Regions from separate parts of the Mus musculus genome. Here region 2 is linked to region 1. Evidence: chromatin loops called from intact Hi-C (ENCODE). Cell type or tissue: left cerebral cortex. All regions are shown on one strand. Each heading gives the region's core, and the rest is flanking DNA. Links, peaks and the distances in the headings are about the cores only.

Evidence for each region. Hi-C counts contacts between places; a loop is a spot of excess contacts. Peaks named below come from ENCODE experiments on the same cell type or tissue, not always from the same donor. Only the 100,000 strongest peaks of a DNase experiment are listed, where the experiment ranks them.
Region 2: it touches region 1 in a loop (3-fold over the local background); 2 of 42 quality-filtered maps call a loop at or near these places.

What each region holds. Positions count from the first base shown.
Region 1 is chr12:29,853,840-29,856,751 of GRCm38, reverse strand. Myt1l (myelin transcription factor 1-like) reads right to left here. Exons shown (of 25, transcript NM_001093775.1): 17 at 2,398-2,519; 18 at 1,469-1,537. Among named protein-coding and RNA genes, the nearest start is that of Gm46346, 60 kb to the left of the region's middle. In left cerebral cortex, for the core only: a CTCF peak has its summit at 1,503 (motif pointing right); DNase peaks (open chromatin) are centred at 261, 1,518 and 2,422; H3K27ac peaks cover 959 bases.
Region 2 is chr12:29,531,436-29,534,347 of GRCm38, reverse strand. All of the region lies in intron 1 of Myt1l (myelin transcription factor 1-like), which reads right to left. Among named protein-coding and RNA genes, the nearest start is that of Gm20208, 1.8 kb to the right of the region's middle. In left cerebral cortex, for the core only: a CTCF peak has its summit at 1,196; a DNase peak (open chromatin) is centred at 939; H3K4me3 peaks cover 2,383 bases; H3K27ac peaks cover 2,295 bases.

The DNA of each region.
Region 1 (2,912 bases), core at 231-2,730:
TAGATGTCTGAAAACATTAAGCCCAACACTAAAAGATGTAAGACAATGTGAACTACTCCATCAGAAAAATGTTCTGGTCCCAGGTCTCAAAAACAGTAAGCAGTCAGAAGCAATGTACAAGTCACACAAAAACTAGTTTCTTGTTTACAGGTGGCCTGCTGCAACTGGAGATATACCAGGCTTTTGCAAAGAATTCCTCATCAAGAGATTCAAAGGAATGCTGCCCCATCCTGATGTGCTGGCCAAGATCCAAGTGCAGTTGGTTACATTTTGATCATGAGGGAAATGTGGGTTGAAGCCATAGCAAAAAGACGCCTGAGCAAAGTGTGCTGGATTGTTGCTCCTAAGGGTGTTGCTTTGAGCTGCTAAAGCTATTTGTCCATCAGGCACTGATTTAAATGCTGCTAGACCGTAAGGCAAGAGGAAGCCCTCGAGCTGCTCACAGTTTGTGAAGACAACGGCAAGGCAAGAGTCCTGCAATTGGCAGGAAGGCTAGTTCAGGACGTCAACGGCAAGGCAAGAGTCCTGTGTGCGACAGGAGGGCTAGTTCAGGAAGTCACTGAACATGAGCAGGTGGTCTATGGCACTAGGGCCCTGGACAGGGAGCCTGAAAAAAATGACATGGGTGTCAAACAGAAGGCTATGCTCAGGTCACCCCTAGACTATGGTCATGGGGCTGGGGGTGGGGCAGCATCTTCCTAGCCATGCAGAGGACAGAATGGTAGGGAAGGTCAGGGAAGCAAGGGTTGTCATTTGAAGGGTAACTGCTGTCATCACGCTGTGCGGTCAAGTTTGGCCTTTTGTCCTTATAGACACCTAAGAGTCCACACTGAGTGGAGTGGGTAAGGTTTCAATGTTCTTTTTATCATTTCACTGGCTCCTTCTGTAGCCTGCTTGAAAATGAGTGGTGTACACTCAGTTACAAAGGAGAACAGTCTCATTCTGCTGCTGCTGGCTCTGGGCTCGTACAGATGCCAGACTTATGTTTCCAAGTTCTAACAGAGAGCAGAGGGAACTATGGCTAGTGTGTGTGTGTGTGAGTGTGAGTGTGAGTGTGAGTGTGTGTGTGTGTGTGTGTGTGTGTGTAGTTCAGTGCCAACACCACACAGATTTCTGAGCTGTCACTGGCCTAGGCAGTGTTTAGAATGAAGACTACAAGTTTAAGGGCTGGCTGTTACCAGGTAGATTTTTATCTCTGGTGTCCATTTTAAAAAATTTTAGACAATAATTTTCTGAACATTTAGGTAACACTGAAAACATTTTTCCTTGGGAGAAATGCATATCTGAAGACAAACATTTCCAGATAGAAATGGCATGATATGAAAGAACTGGAGAGCACCCAGCTCCACTAGGCACAGATGTCACTGGAGACCCCTTCCCAGACAATCCACTTTCAAACAGGACACTGTTTTCTGTGAGCTAACAGCAATGAGACTCTTAAAAGAGACTTGGTGACACGAATGCTTACTTGAGCTCTTGGGAACTGGTGGCCAGCATACTTCGAATGCTTTTGTCCGCCAGGGGGCAGCCAGACAGACTGTAAGACAGGCCAGGAGACACAGTGAGTGGACCCTTAGGCGGTGACAGCACCCGAACAACACAACACAAAGTTGAAATTAAAAGTTCAATGCAGAGGTGCAGTGAGCCAAGTGCTGTATACTGCAGGATTGTATTACTAACTCTGAGTGCCATCAAGAGTGTGTTTAAGAAAACATTTCTGTTAATAATTTGAAGAAAAAAAATCAGACAAAATACATGTTCTTTTTGGTTTAAATTTTTGGGAAGAATTTTTGTGAATCTGGGTGTCCTAAGGTTAACAATCCTTGTGTAACTTGTAAATTAGCATGCTATGAAGGGAAGCATACAGCACTCAGAGTGTTGACACAGAAGCCAACATTTGTACTTTGACAGCATTGTTGAGGTAAGCTGAAAACAATAAATTGAAAGACGGAATCCACCATGATAAAAATGAAGTCACACCTTCAATGTGAGGCGTAATTACCAGTCACATGACCACTCCCATTATACCCTGGAGTTGGACATCTGCCACCAAACAAAAACAAAGAGAGCCAGAATAGTATGTTAAAAAAAAAAAAAAAACAAACTTAAGAAATTTCATTGTTTCCAGTTTAGCTGCAACGGGCATTAAGCACCCCGGAGAAAGCTGCCAAATGCAAAGGGTTAAATGAAATGGCGCCTGCACACAGTAGAGCATCACTGAGAGCAAGCAGGTGTAAGGCAGTCTTTGGCTCTGCTCAACTGCAGCTGGAGAAATTCTCGGGCCGCAAGCGTGCATGCTCAAACAGCAAGGCCTGTTCAAACAGGTCTGTTTCTTAAAAGTAAGCCCGAGACAGGAGCCGTATGATGAACCAGCAAGCCACCTTATGCTATGCTTACGTTATTAAGTCCTTTTTGCTTTCCTTGCACTGAGGGTACTTGGGTTTGGGGCTTGGGATGGTCACCTCCCCTGGATACCGTCTTTCTTCCAGAGCCTCCTGGAATGGGTCCAAGTCTTCTGGCTGTAGACAGAACACAGCTTCAGAACCACATACAGCAAACAAACTCACCAGCGGAAGGTCCCTGGCTGCATGGCTGCCCTGTCTGTTCTTTTGCATCTCATATTTAAAACCCAAATGTATCTTTATTGTGATGAGGTCATTTGGAAAACACAAGGTGATCTGCCCATGGATCGTGCTCAGGATCAGTGGAGAGTCTAGAAACCAGAGGAACTACTCTACCTGGTCTTTTTTTAAAATCTAGAATCCAAGGCTTTCCTGGACAGTATGCATGTGTGTAGCTATGGCAAGAGACACCATTTAGAGTGGATTTCTGGCCAGTCAATGGTTAGTGTTTCATGTATATGTACTTTCCACATCAAGGCAATAGAAGACCAACTATGTTAATGTTGTAAT
Region 2 (2,912 bases), core at 194-2,693, 320 kb after region 1:
ATTGGGACCTCCCCTGGCAGCTCTTAAGACTGGAGAGCGGGCACCAGAGAGTTAACTGAAGGGTTCCCACCATCTCCCTGGCTTCTCAGCCACACTACAGTATCCCATCCGGTACAAGCTCCTTTTCTCATCTTCCTTTAAAACAAGAGACAGAACTATTCTCTGAGTAACTTTTAGCTCATGATACCAGCATTTGAAAAGGAGAAAACAGAAAAAGTTTATTTTAAAAAAGAGCAGACCCAGTAAGATGCCAGAAACACAAAAGAGGGCATAGCTATATGACTTTCTGTGCCATTTGGGGTTTTTGTTTGTTTGTTTGTTTGTTTGCTTGTTTATTTGGGTTTTTTGTTTTGTTTTGTTCCCCCCACCCCAAGGTGCTGATTCTATAAATAGCCTCTTAGGGCAAGCAACAAATGCTTTTCTGTGGTAGTAGTTGTCCCCTTCCCTCACCAGCCTCTTAGTAGAGCACACTAAATCATCAAGGTACCTCCCCTGTCCTGGAAGCTAGCTTTGACTATCCAGACTCCTGATGAGAACAACTCTGGGAGATTGCAGACAAGCAGCCCATAGGCATGTTCATCTGAGGGGCAGCTGTAGCCGAGAGGGTTCCATCGCTGGCCCTCTGTACCCTGAATCATGCCATCCTGTCATAGTGTGTAACCAAACAAGAGTGGACGGTGGCCAGGCAGGTGGAGAAATGGCTGTGGGAACTACTTAAGAGACCATCTGAGATCACTCAGAGGAGTTGGAAGCTGCGGCAGCCAGGCAAATAAGCAACCACATGTCACCTTTAAAGGAAAGGGAAGAGGTACCTCTCGGCAGATGAGTTGGTGGCCATCAGCAAGTCCTCCTCAGCAGTCTGTCTCACTCACGCAGCTCCTCAACTGCCATGGAGAGCCCCAGGCACGTGTGGTCACAGATCCCTCCGTGTTTGCATTCCCTCCACCCCTCCCATCAGGACCCGCACCGTCAGCCCTGTGCACAGGAGTGCGAAGCAGAGCCCACAGCTCAGCCACTGGGGGCCTCCATAGGCACAGTGCGGACTGGTTTCTGAGGGAGACTGACAGCAGTCCCAAGGTCCCAGGAACACCCTCTTCTTGCTCTCAGAGGTAATTCCTCTGAAGAGCATCTGCCTGGCGCGTGGTTACTACACAGGGTACTGCCTGCTCCCTCTCCAATGCCCTGACAGAAACCACAGCTCTCCACAAGGAGGCTTGCTGGGGACACCCAGTGTCCCTCCATCTTCCCATAGACAATGCCTTGTCCACTGCCATCAGAATGCCTCCCTCCCCTTCTTTACCCCCCACCCTGGTAATCCCCACACGGGGGGCTTTTTCTTTCATCCGGAGCTATAGCATTCACATTTCCTTCCTACCCAGCAGCCTGAGGCAGCAATGCTGGCCAGTATCTTCTCATACAATAAGCGCTTATACAATCTCTCTAGTTTTCTAACACCTGGATTACATTTTCTCTGCCATCTCTGATTACTTCTGCAGATACCCTGAGGGCTCATTAGGCCATCAAAGCTTAAAAAAAACAAAAAACAAAAACAAAAAACAAAACAAATCACTTTCATTGTGAAAACGTTCCCAGAAAAGTCATTGTGTATGCTAGAACAATGCAGATATGGAAGAGGCAGAGACAGAAGAGAGTGGTAGAGAGACAAACAGGGGCAAAGTTAGAGAGGCCAGGGGGCCAGGAGAGGCAGGGAGAGGGGGAAGGAGAAAGGAAGAGAGCACAAAGATACTTCAGACCCTTCAGACCGAGTCACATGGCACTGAAACATAGCCTACTGATGGAAAAATGTACAGTTGTTTCTACTTGTGCAAATTATAACTGTTTTAGGCAATATATTCATATATGGGATATGCCAACTTAAAATGTTTGTTAAAAATATTAGCTGTATATGTTATTTAGATATCACCCCTGCACACACACACACACACACACCAGAACAAAACACATATACAGTACTTTATTCTTTAAGTCCACAGCATCAGCTGTCTTTAGTTTGGACTACACATAGAAGGGTGTCAGTTGAGACATTGTATTTTGCAGTGGGGCTGGAACTTAGCTTAGTGAGAAACAGGTTAATGTTTTGCAAGTTTTTGTTCAAGTTCACCTCCCATTACTTTTGTCAGGGGATGCTACGAAATTTTAAAAGAAGAGAGAGAGAGAGAGAGAGAGAGAGAGAGAGAGAGAGAGAGAGAGAGAGAGAGAGAGAGAGAGAGAGAGAGATTCTTTAAGACAGGGAAAGGAGGAATACTGCAGTGAGCTCAGCTATGGAGGGATCCTCCTGAGAGCAGGGTAGCCTGAGCTTCCCTCACCGCCACTCACTTGCGACCTCAACAGTATTCTGGGGGACTCTTCAGACTTTATTGTCAAATATTAGATGCATTTGAAAAACTAGTTATTGATTAGAAAACATGGCCCTTGAAGAAAATGGGCAAGCAGTTGAGTTCAAGTTCAGGGCAGAGAGGTCCCTACCGAGGGAGCCTCATTATTTCCTCTTGTTCCAAAAAGTGGATCTATTTTAAAGCACAAGAGTGACTAAAACCTTACGTTATTGTTTGTAATTTAAAATCTAGCCACTGAAATGCATAGCAAGTAAACTGTGTTAGAAGAGATAATATGCATTTTTGAAACAACAGGTCTCCATAGAATTAGACTGTCTTACAGGTTGACATGGGATGTCTGGCTTAGACATACGACATTTAAAATATTATTTTATTAGCAAATATAATTTCCTCAGATATAACTGCCTTTTTGAACGTGGTACATGTGCTGCATTTCTACATAGAACAAACAATGCAAATGAATATTCAAATTTTAAATCCATTATTTTTTAATCTATGTATAATGGTAACAAATAGAAAACTTTGAAAGATCTTTAATACTGCAAAATAACTTTT